Linked DNA regions of Homo sapiens: all the other regions are linked to region 3. Evidence: chromatin contacts called from ENCODE Hi-C or POLR2A ChIA-PET data. All regions are on one chromosome and are shown on one strand. Each heading gives the region's core, a stretch centred on a gene start or an enhancer-like site at or near the end of the contact. The rest is flanking DNA. Distances are from core to core; before and after follow the strand shown. Region 1 overlaps LOC105379013 (a long non-coding RNA gene). Region 2 has its middle 110 kb from the start of PIK3R1. Region 3 holds the start of SLC30A5 (solute carrier family 30 member 5).

Evidence for each region. Hi-C counts contacts between places; a loop is a spot of excess contacts on that map. ChIA-PET counts read pairs that join two places held with the same protein, here RNA polymerase II (POLR2A). Pooled maps may share reads with other maps.
Region 1: a pooled map shows a loop between it and region 3 (2.1-fold over the local background). The contact joins the enhancer-like site here to the promoter of SLC30A5 in region 3. A Hi-C loop is called at or near these places in 8 of 50 pooled maps. POLR2A ChIA-PET finds 5 or more read pairs at or near these places in 2 of 52 experiments (CD8-positive, alpha-beta memory T cell and naive thymus-derived CD4-positive, alpha-beta T cell).
Region 2: a pooled map shows a loop between it and region 3 (3-fold over the local background). The contact joins the enhancer-like site here to the promoter of SLC30A5 in region 3. A Hi-C loop is called at or near these places in 4 of 50 pooled maps.

The regions. Positions count from the first base shown.
Region 1 is chr5:68,447,890-68,451,929 of GRCh38, forward strand. All of the region lies in intron 3 of LOC105379013 (a long non-coding RNA gene), which reads right to left. Among named protein-coding and RNA genes, the nearest start is that of PIK3R1, 230 kb to the left of the region's middle. Within about 2 kb of position 1,627, at least 7 of the 41 ENCODE cell types and tissues checked have a DNase peak (open chromatin) inside an H3K27ac peak, as active enhancers do.
Region 2 is chr5:68,328,737-68,332,378 of GRCh38, forward strand. No RefSeq gene overlaps it. Among named protein-coding and RNA genes, the nearest start is that of PIK3R1, 110 kb to the left of the region's middle. Within about 2 kb of position 2,000, at least 2 of the 41 ENCODE cell types and tissues checked have a DNase peak (open chromatin) inside an H3K27ac peak, as active enhancers do.
Region 3 is chr5:69,091,968-69,095,461 of GRCh38, forward strand. SLC30A5 (solute carrier family 30 member 5) reads left to right here and starts at 2,047. Exons shown (of 16, transcript NM_022902.5): 1 at 2,047-2,371. The coding sequence starts at 2,289. RefSeq lists silencers at 1,760-1,869, 2,200-2,489, 2,535-2,829 and an enhancer at 1,970-2,069.

The sequences.
Region 1 (4,040 bases), core at 377-2,876, 640 kb before region 3:
AGGTCTCTTGTTTGTTTATAGCAAAGTTTGAAGACGCCAAGGGTGTTTATTTGTTTGGTTTAGGCTCAGGTTTGCTTGTGTGTTTTTTTCAGACGTACTGTAGGGCAATATTTTTCCATTTTGGGACTAAGACTTATTTGCCTATTAAGAGACTATTACATGCAGACTTTTAATTTATGTACTTAGTGCATATAATGTTCCTAAAGTCTCAGGGAAGTTAATCAAGAAAAAGTCAAGGGCAGGCTTCAGGAACTAGAATGTAGTCATTCAGGAAGGCCGTCTCTCCCTCTAGAATGACACTTTGTTGGGACGTGGCTGAGCCACAGGGTCTGGGGCCAGTGATGGCCACCTCAGTATCAGAACAAAAAGCAGCTCTAAGGAAAGATGTGGCACTCTTCCAGGACATCCAAGCCCTGCCTCCTGCAATCCAACAACCTCGTTTTACTCTCTGTGTGGACATTACTACCAAAGAGGTCATAGAAGCTTCCTGACCTCATTTCTCTAAAGCAAAGGAAGGATCTCACCTGCTATCTAGACCAGAAACGTCCTTCCTAGGGATGCTTAGAGGACTCAGAAGAGTTTCAGAATAAGTTCTGGAAAGAGTTCTGGAAGATGTTGGGGCGTCCTGAGAGATATGTACCCCTTCAACAGGGGGCTGAAGATCTCATGGTAGTGCCTCCCCATCATTCACCTGCTCTCCTCCCCCTGACCACTATATGCCATCCCTAGGGTTCTATAAGCCACAAACCAGGTGGAGGGACCAACTACAGGTCAAGAGAAGCTCCAGATCTGGGGCTAATAAATTGATTTAGGGGTTTCACAATTGTTGATATACTCTAGGACAGTGATTCTTCCTCCTCCTCCTCCTTCTCCTTCTTCTACTTTTTCTTCTTCCTCTTCCTCTTCCTCTTTCCTTCTCACATGGATACAGATGTAAATTGAAGAACACTTTTCCTAAATCACTAATTTTCTCATATCCACATTCTGATTAGATATCGCATGGCAGGGACCTTTCTCCAAGCCCTAAGAATGAATAGAAATCTAGATTCCCTCAGAGTCCAGCTCAGGAGACAGCACTGCTTACCCAGACTCAGTGGCCCTGACCCAAAGAATACTCAGCTTTTGTTCCAATGGAACCAGTATCCCCCTTTCCTTGCCCTGGCCCACTGCACACCAGGTCTTAGAGAAAACAGGTAGATTGATTTCCCCATAGCGGAGCTGCTGGGAGAAACTCTAAGCCATGCTTCAGTGAATGGAAGCCTCCATCAGCACCACATCTCCCTTGAGAAGCATCTGGAATGATCTTAGTTATTGTCTTTAGCTATATCCAAGCTGTGGCCTTACCTGACTCCTCAACTTCTATCCTTCTGAGCCCAGCCTGGTGGCCATACCCACCTCAACAATCAGTGCCAACCCAAGTTCCCCCTTCTGACCCATCCCATCTTTCCTTTCCTAGGGCCGCTCTCAGCCTTCGCTTCTGATTTCATATACCCAGCCAAGCCTTTGTCTAGCCCACCATAGCTGATTATTCAGGCTGAACATATATCCACTGGCTCAATCCAGGCCTATGCCCATCAGGAAGGCCTAACCCCATCCGAGGCCCTTGTGCTGGCGCAGAGCCTCCAGTGTCTGTTGCACAATTTGGGCACCACAGGGAACACATGACTGGCATCCACAAAGACAAAGATGGAAAATATGAGCCATCCATTTGGCAACAATGTTGGCATCTTCCTAAATTCGTGCTGCCAAGCTCTGACCAGAAAGATCTTGGCCTGTTTACTGCCTGATGCAGTCAGTCCAGACTCAGGGTGGCTCAGGTCATGGTGATAGAGCCAGCTATAATGAGATTTAGACATGCAAGAAAAAGACAGAGAAAGGGATCCAGACTCCATATCAGACACAAGCTAAAGGGAACACTAGAAAACCTTCATGAAATCAAAGAGGGAAGGTTTTTAAAATTTAGTAATTGGCCAAAAATAAACGTTACGTTCTGCTTTTCTTTTTTATTTGGTTTTCATAGGAGAAACTGTTTTCTGTCCACATAAAGTGTGTACGATCTTTTTTCCAGAATAAGGGAAGCAGGAAAATAGGTGAAGAATATCAAGTAACTGGAGGATGGTGTGTGTTATAATGGGGGAACAGCTGTGTCATTTGCTGCCTATAAAGTATTATTAATAATTTTGTGGCCAAAATAATTTCATAAGAACTTTAAAGAGAAGACGGAAAGAAAAGAACCAGTGCATACATTGATCTCATCCTATGCTCCCCCCAAATCTTTCAAGTTAAGTGTTATTTCTCCCACCTTGCCAACTGAGGCAGCCTCAAAAAGGCTAAAGGATTGCTCAAGATTACAAAACTAAAAAGTGATTGAGTTAGGAAAGGATTCCAGTCCACCAGACACAAAAGCTCACAACTGTCAAGGATTGTCATTAATTTAGACAACTGTCTTCTCCCTAAAGTGTATACTAAAAGAAGTTTATCAGCATTCCAAGACGATGTCATCAGAGAGACAGCATGGTCAAGTTACCATTGAAGGAGTCCTTCCAGTCCATTTCCCAAAACTAAGAGTTGAAAGGTGAGTTTTGTAATTGGTTCGCTTTGAATAGATTATTTATTTTAAGCCGCCTGGTCTGATGATGCAATAAGCAGGGGAACAAGCTTGGTTTGAAGATAGATTTCTGATCTTCTGGGAAGTGTTTCTACTTTAATAAGCTTTGATTCCCCAAGGAAATTCCTAAAGGCATTCAGTCACAACCCACTGGGCTGCCAGGTCTCTGTAAATACACACATGCGTGTGTGCACACACACATACAGGAATAGATAATTTTGTAGTCACGACAGAGAATGCTGCTGACAGTAAGCAGAGAGGAAACTATTGGGGGGTAAATTTTTCTTCTTGCAACTTGAATCCAGTGGTAGGGGGTTCACAAATTAAGTGATGATGGACAGATTAAGAGGAGAAAAGATGGCTGGGCATGGTGGCTCACACCTGTAATCCCAGGGAGGCTTAGGCAGGTGGATCACCTGAGGTCAGGAGTTCAAGACCAGCCTGGCCAACATGGTGAAACCCCATCTCTACAAAAAATAAAAAAAAAATTAGCCGGGAGTGGTGGTGCATGCTTGTAATCCCAGCTTCTTGGGAGGCTGAGTCAGGAGAATAACCTAAACCCGGGAGGCAGAGGTTGCAGTGAGCCAAGATCGCACCATTGTACTCCAGCCTGGGCGACAAGAGTGAAACTCCACCCCCCACCCTCCCCCCTCCAAAAAAAGAGGAGAAAAGACATGATTTATTTATACTTACAGGCAGGAATACTCAGTAATAAGTAACTCACCCATTAGCCAGAGGAAAAAAGGTTATATACCAAACTTAACCAAGAAGGAGGGAGAGTGGTTAGGGAAAGTATGGAAGGTTCTACTGGACTTTTTTTTTATGCTAGTGGAAACGGGCAGTCTATTTCCATGTCAGCTGAATTTGTAGGACACTTCCTAGGAGGAGGGTTAGTGGCAGCTGTATTTTCTGGAGACTCTAACTTAATCAGATAAGAGAATTTCAGATAAGATTTCTTTTTGAATCTTCTTTAGCTCCAACATTTTCATTTAAAAATTATCTTTATATCACGTCTAGGGGTCCAAGTGGGTCCCCACATGTCCTTCATCTGAAACTATTCTGGACATTTCACCAAAAAAAAAAAAAAAAGTGAGTTTGATTGCTGTGGAGAGTGATTGATGTTGGAAATTGTGAGGTAAGAGATCTGCAAAGGGACAGAAAAATGAAGATTAAAGGTTGGAACCGAGCAGAACCAATTTCTGAGTATAGAAGGCAGCCAGTCCAGTTGAGAAGTTTTCTAGATGTTGAGTCTGAAGCCTCTTGAGTGAAGATGGTAGTGAGAATGTCACAATAATGGTTATTTGCTGGAGCAGGGCATGGAAGATGCACATGTTCTGGTAAACTTGCTGGGTATCCCACATTGTTGTGGTGGTTATCAATCTTTTGAAGCTATATCAAGTTGTCCAGCTTCAGCACTCAGAGCTTCAAGAAA
Region 2 (3,642 bases), core at 750-3,249, 760 kb before region 3:
TATCCACAATGGCAAACACATGGAATCAACCTAAATGTCCATCAATGGCAGATTTGATAAAGAAAATATGGTACATATGCACCATGGAATACTCTGCAGCCATCAAAAATGAATGAGATCATGTCTTTTGTAGGAATATGGGTGGAGCTGGAGGCCATCATTCTTAGCAAACTAATGCGAGAACAGAAAACCAAATACCACATGTTCTCACTTATGAGCGGGAGCTAAATGATGAGAACACATGGGTACATAGAGGGGAACAACACACATTGGGACCTTTCAGAGGGCGGAGGGTAGGAGGAGGGAGGGGATTAGGAAAAATAACTGATGGGTACTAGGCTTAACACCTGGGTGATGAAATAATCTGTACAACAAACCCCCATGGCATTAGTTTACCTGTATAACAAACCTGCACATGTATCCCTGAACTAAAAATAAAAGTTAAATTAAAAAAGGAAACCTTTGTTTATCAATTGTTGATTTCCCCACCCCTCTTTTGACCCAGTCTTGCCTATACTACCTTCTCAAATAGAGCCCAGCTTGGGAAGATAATCAAACATCTTTATTATGTTGACCTCCTTGGGAGGAAAGAGTTCAATAAAAACAGTTGAAACTGTTTAATTTTGATTCTGTGTTTTATCACTATGGTTTGTGATTCTATTCTGATATTCTTTGTTGACAGAACCCTCAGATATACAGCCTATTGCAAAGTTATTATTTTTGATATCAGAAGGGTTTCTATTTGAAACATTGTCTATTTACATTCTTTAGCTTAAAATAGTCCGAAGTGTCATTATTATGTCTTCATGTTTCTAATACAATTTTATGATGTTATATCAATATTGACAAGTCCCCACGAAGTATTTTTGCCCTCTCTGGCTTTTGGGAAAGTGTATTATGATAATGACTGAGATCATATTTATAAATGATGCCAGTATATCTTTCCTCAATATGAGAAGGAAGATAGCGTGTGCATGGAATTAAGTGCTTGGCATTGCGCAAGAATAATCTGCCCACATTACAGCAATAGTTCTCACGCTTTCTCCTCACAACTTTCTCATTACAGTGTCATGGTTCAACCCACAACTTCTGATTTTATACTGGCCCCCAGAAGAAAACCATGCCCCTAGTCAAGGCCATTCCTGTGGGACTATAGGACCCAGAATATGTTATACTACACAAGCTCCTTCATTTTCTCCTCGCATTATTATTGAGATAAATCCTAGTTACAGTAAATAATATCAAGGACAATATGCAGGAGGAAATTCATAAAAACTCATTCTGACAGTGTGTAAAAGGGAAGGAGAGTGGTTTGCTGCCAGTCATGGTCATATCACAACTCTATTGCCTGCTGTGTGTTCATGAATTTATAGTAAAGCCAAGGAAAGTATAGAGGGTGGTTTATTTGCGTATTTTTGAAAGCAAACATACCAGAACTTGTACATTTATATCAATGTGTTCTTAAAAGCAGTCACATTATCAACTTGAGCACTAATCCCAAAATCTTATCATTGCTTATATATTTGTTACCTCTTTTTCAAAATTGCCATCAGGATAGTGTATAATAATGTATCAAGCACATTGGGGCATTTTGAGAAAAACAGTGGGTGTTATAATAAATTACATTGAGATAATCATAAAAAACCCAGACTGGGTGGCAAGGATGGGTGGACACTTTGCTCTACAGTCATGTAAGAAAATCAGTTTTCTTCCTTTTTTGACCAGAAATGTTGTGATTCAGTTGGTAGCTTCTTTTATGAGACTTGACTTGTAATTACCTTTGGTTATCTTCAAAATAAAACTTTTCTCAAAAGGTGATTTCTCTGCTCTGATGATAGTCAAAAGAATGTGCTTTTGGTTTTAATATAATTCCAGAAATATTTTCATCAAAAGCAGCATCTTTGTTATAACATCAGTTCCAAAGGGAAAGCATTCTGGCTGCACCTGGTCTATTGTACATGACTTATACACACACATACACACACACACACACACACATGTGACACATATCCTGGGCTTGAACACCTCCAGGCTTATTTTGAGCCAGCTGTCAGGGCCACCTCCTTGCCCTCCAGCCAACTCTCCTCCCTCTAGTGATGGTTCTAATTTCCCTTATCCCAGAGACAGCTCTTCTTTTGGCATGTAGCCTAGACATCATTGCTTCTAACTCCTCCCTGGACTTTTGCAGTACTTTCTCGCCTTTCTCTTAGTTATCACTATAGATCTTAAAGCTTTCAAACTATGAACTTGTGAGGGAGTACATACAAGGGCCAGGCCTTGCAGGCAGAGGCCAACTCCTCCATATGCAACCTGAACAAAGCTGGGCTCCCTTAGGGTCAGTCTCAGCAAGCGTTGTATCCAAAATAAAGACAAATCTGACTCCAAAAAGACCTCAAAGAGTAAAGGAGGAAAATAAAATTCTACTGTAGATGTATTGCCCAGAGAGCTCTCACATGAGAGCACCAATAGAAAGATGTATATATATGGATATCAACTGCAATATTGTTTTAGTAACTGTGACAGGCAAAATAATGGCTTCCCCAAAGAAGTTCATATTCTTATCCCCAGAACCTGTGAATGTGTTATGTTACATGACAAAGAGGAGATACAGCTGCTGGGGGAATGAAGCTTACCAAATCAGCTGACCTTAAAAGAGGAAGATCATCTGAGTCAGCCCAATGTAACCACAATTGTCCAACTTAAAAGTGAACAAGGAAAGCAAAAGGGGAGGGTCAGAGAAAAAGATCTGATGATGGAAGTAGAGTCAGGGAGCTGTCATGCTGTTGCCTTTGAAGATGGAGGAAGGGGAGCATAGGACGAGGAATGAGAACAATCTCTAGAAGTTGGAAAAGACAAAATAAAAAGGATTTTTTCCTAGCACCTCCAGAAAGAAATGTAGCCCTGCCAATACCTTGATTTTAGCCTAGTGAGACCTATATTGGACTTTGGAACTACAGAGCTGCAACATAATAAATGTGTGCTGTTTAAGCCACTAAGGTTGTGATAATTTGTTCTGGCAGTAATGGAAAACAAATATAGTATCTTAGCCCAATAGAGGAATAGATAATATGTGTAGTATTTATTGAAGACATGCAGTATAGCAATTAAGAACGAATAAGCTAAGACGGAAAGTAAAATAGAGGTTACCAGGGGCTAGAGAAATGGAGTAATAGGGAGTTACTTTTTAGTGGATACAGGGTTTCTGTTTAGGGGAAGTGAAAGTTCTCAAAGTAGATAGTGGTGATGATTACATAATGTGAATGCCTATAATGCCGCTGAAATGTACACTTAAAATGATTAAAATGATAAACTTTATGTATCTTACACCATAATAAAAATGAGAAAACAAATGTGCTAGAGCCCTATTTCTTGCTACGGATAAATATTAAAAGTATAAATTATAGAATGGTAATTGAGCTCCACGGTGTTGTTGACACTGCTGGCCCATGGACCATACTTGCAGTAAAGAGGCTTGACAAAGTGAGGGTTGGGTAAGTATGGGAAGGGCTCATAGGAGCCTAAAATTTCAATTTCATATATTTTCCCTGTATTCCTTCTCACGCACATCATCTGCCACTCAGTGACCTGAACAAATACCCATTGTGGCCTCTCAGTCTCTGATTTTCATCACTTCCTTGAAAC
Region 3 (3,494 bases), core at 797-3,296:
CAGTCCTACTTGTCAGAGGCGTTTGACCCAGAGTGCCTCCATCTTGAATAGGGGCTGGGTAAAACAAGGGGGAGACTTACTCGGCTGCATTCCCAGGAGGTTGGGCATTCTTATTACTATTATTATTTTTTTTTTTTTGAGACGGAGTTTCACTCTTGTTGCCCAGGCTGGAGTGCAATGGCGCGATCTTGGCTCACTGCAACCTCCATCTCCGGGTTCAAGCCATTCTCCTCCTCAGCCTCCCGAGTAGCTGGGAGTACAGGCATGCACCACCCCACCCGACTAATTTTGTATTTTTAGTAGAGACAGGGTTTCGCCATGTTGGTCAGGCTGGTCTCAAACTCCTGACCTCAGGTGATCCACCCGCCTCAGCCTCCCAACTGCTGGGATTACAGGCATGAGCCACTGTGCCCTCTGCCTATGGAGTAGCCATTCTTTTATTCCTTTACTTTTTTAATAAACTTGCTTTCACTTTACTGTATGGACTTGCCTCGAATTCTTTCTTGCGTGAGATCCAAGCTCTCCTGGGGTCTGGATGGGGACCCCCTTTTCAGGTAACACTACCTGACCTGTTTTTACAGATGTGCCTGGATTACACAGTTTCACAGGCAGAATTTAAAGAAAATCAACGCTTTCCTTTTCAAAAAGGAGACAAAACAGTTTGCAGCAACACTTAACAAAATCCTCTTCCTTCTCCTATGTTCTGTCCTCACACAGTTGGATTCCAGGGCCTCTAGCAACAACGGTTACCAGTACTCCAGGCCCCACACAAAAAGCCACAAAAGCAGTCACCTTCCTCCGTTACTTTATTTGATAGATGACCCCAGGCTCCCTGTGGCAAAGAAGAATCCTTTCTTTTTCTTTCTTTTTTTTTTTTTTTCCAGAGACGGTCTTGCTCTGTTGCCCAGGCTGGAGCACAGTAGCATGATCATGCCTTATTGCAACCTTGACCTCCCACGTTCAAGCGATCCTTCCGCCTCTCCCTCCTGAGTGGCTGGGACCACAGGCATATGCCACGCCTGGCTAATTGTTTTTGTATTTTTGATAGAGACAGGGTTTTGCCATGTTGCCCAGGATAAGAATGTTTCTTTAGAAATCTGGAAATTGCCTTTAGGTTCCCTTAGGAGTAGGAGAGAAGGCCATGAAGTTTCGCACGTGGTCACTCCTAGAAAATTGCCCTGGGATAGTTTGCTGAGGAGGCAAATTTTGGTCAATACTAGTTTCTCCTCTCCAAAGTCCATCAAAGGCATTGTTCAAAAGAAATGGCCGTACCACTATTTGTAATTGATTCTCTACAGCTTCAAAAATAGTTATCTCTGGTTGGGGGAAGGGCACGTGAACTTTTAAGACTTCGGGCCTTCTCATCACAAAAATGATCCATACTCACAAAAACTTAGAGGCAGAGGGTATGTTAACCTAGATTAAGAATCTCTAGGCCGAGTGCGGTGGCTCACTCCTGTAATCGCAGCACTTTGGGAGGCCGAGGTGGGTGGATCACCTGAGGTCAGGAGTTCGAGACCAGCCTGACCAACATGGAGAAACCCCGTCTCTACTAAAAATACAAAATTAGCCAGGTGTGGTGGCACATGCCTGTAATCCCAGCTACTTGGGAGACTGAGGCAGGAGAATCGCTTGAACCTGGGAGGTGGAAGTTGCCGTGAGCCGAGATCGCGCCATTGCACTCCAGCCTGGGCAACAGGAGCGAAACTCCATCTCAAAACAAAAAAAAAAAGAATCCCTAACGCAGAGGAAAAGATTGGTGAGCTTTGTTTAATCACACACGCTGTACATTTTCCACGCCCTCCCCCTCTGCCCTACAGGAATCCGCTGTACTTCTGACGGCCCATAGGTGGCACTGTAGGGACAGGTAAGTGCACAGGGAGCGCCACCCGGAGAGGCTGATAGGAGGCGGAGCTTCAATGCGACACAACGTGGCGGGAGGAGCCTAAGGGACGAGGAAAGGCGAGTGTTCTGCTTGCGCAGACGCAAGGCTGGGCACTCCCCCGGGAGTGAGGGTTGCTGGGCCTGATGACGTGGCTTGGCAACGTCCCTACCGCCGCTGCTTCCCGGGAACCTGGCGCCGCCGGAACTGATCGCGGCCTAGTCCCGACGCGTGTGTGCTAGTGAGCCGGAGCCGGCGACGGCGGCAGTGGCGGCCCGGCCTGCAGGAGCCCGACGGGGTCTCTGCCATGGGGGAGTGACGCGCCTGCACCCGCTGTTCCGCGGCAGCGGCGAGACATGAGGAGACCCCGCGACAGGGGCAGCGGCGGCGGCTCGTGAGCCCCGGGATGGAGGAGAAATACGGCGGGGACGTGCTGGCCGGCCCCGGCGGCGGCGGCGGCCTTGGGCCGGTGGACGTACCCAGCGCTCGGTAAGGGACCGATCCGGAAGGCAGCGACCGGCCGGGTCGCTCAGGATGCACTTTCTCCGGCCTCCCTCCGGTCTCCGCTGACAGCCCGGGACGTCCCGGGGTCGGCGCGCCCTCTCCCCCTGCCTGCCTCCCTGCGCGCAGGCTGCCTCCGGGCTCCCCGGGCTCTTCGGGTGCCTGCTGCAGAAGGAAGGCGCTAAAGCCAAAAAGCTTCTGCTTGAATTTCTGGGTTACAAGGCAGACAGTCAGTCTTAGAACTGCCCGCCAGTTCACGTGAGAGGTTTTTCTGATCTGTGAGAAGCCTTTCTCTTGGCTGTTTCTCCCTGAAATAGTCTGGCGACTACTTAACCTTTCTGACGTTTCCCTGCATAAATTAGGGGAAGGTGTCACCATCAGCTCTCTTCAGGCGACGAAACCAAAGTACATACGTGAACTTGGATGTTCAGGGGAACTTGGATGTTCAGATTAACTGAGCACATCGAGGGTCCAGCCCCGTTTTCTTTTTTTATTTTGTTCTTAAATAAGAAATGTGTCCTCGTTGTCAAAAAAAAATCTAAACAGCAAAGCAATTCATAGAGTAAAAAGTGAAAATTCCCACTTCCTCTCTTCAATTCTCCCACCAACCCGAAAAGTAAGGGACCAACAGGTGCAGCGACCACTTTCTAGTGTATCCTTCCTAAGTTCTGAGATAGTGTCGAAAATGCACAAAATACAGCCCTGCAATTTGGCTGGAACTGGTGTTCTTTGCCTCCATTTTTAACGAGTTCTTCCCATTCTGGAATAAATACTTCTTTGATATTTAAAGAAAGTGATAAATGTGATAAATTCTTTAGAACTGTAGTAATAGCATTATAACGTAACTTTTTTTTTTTTTTTTTTTTTTGAGACGGAGTTTCGCTCTTGTTCCCAGGCTGGAGTGCAATGGCGCGATCTCGGCTCACGACAACCTCCGCTTCCCGGGTTCAAAAGATTCTCCTGCCTCAGCCTCCCGAGGAGCTGGGATTATAGACATACTCCACCACGCCTGGCTAATGTTTTGTATTTTTAGTAGAGACGAGGTTTCTCCATGTTGGTGTGGCTGGTCTTGAGCTCCCGACCTCGTGATCGGCCTGCCTCGGTCTTCCAA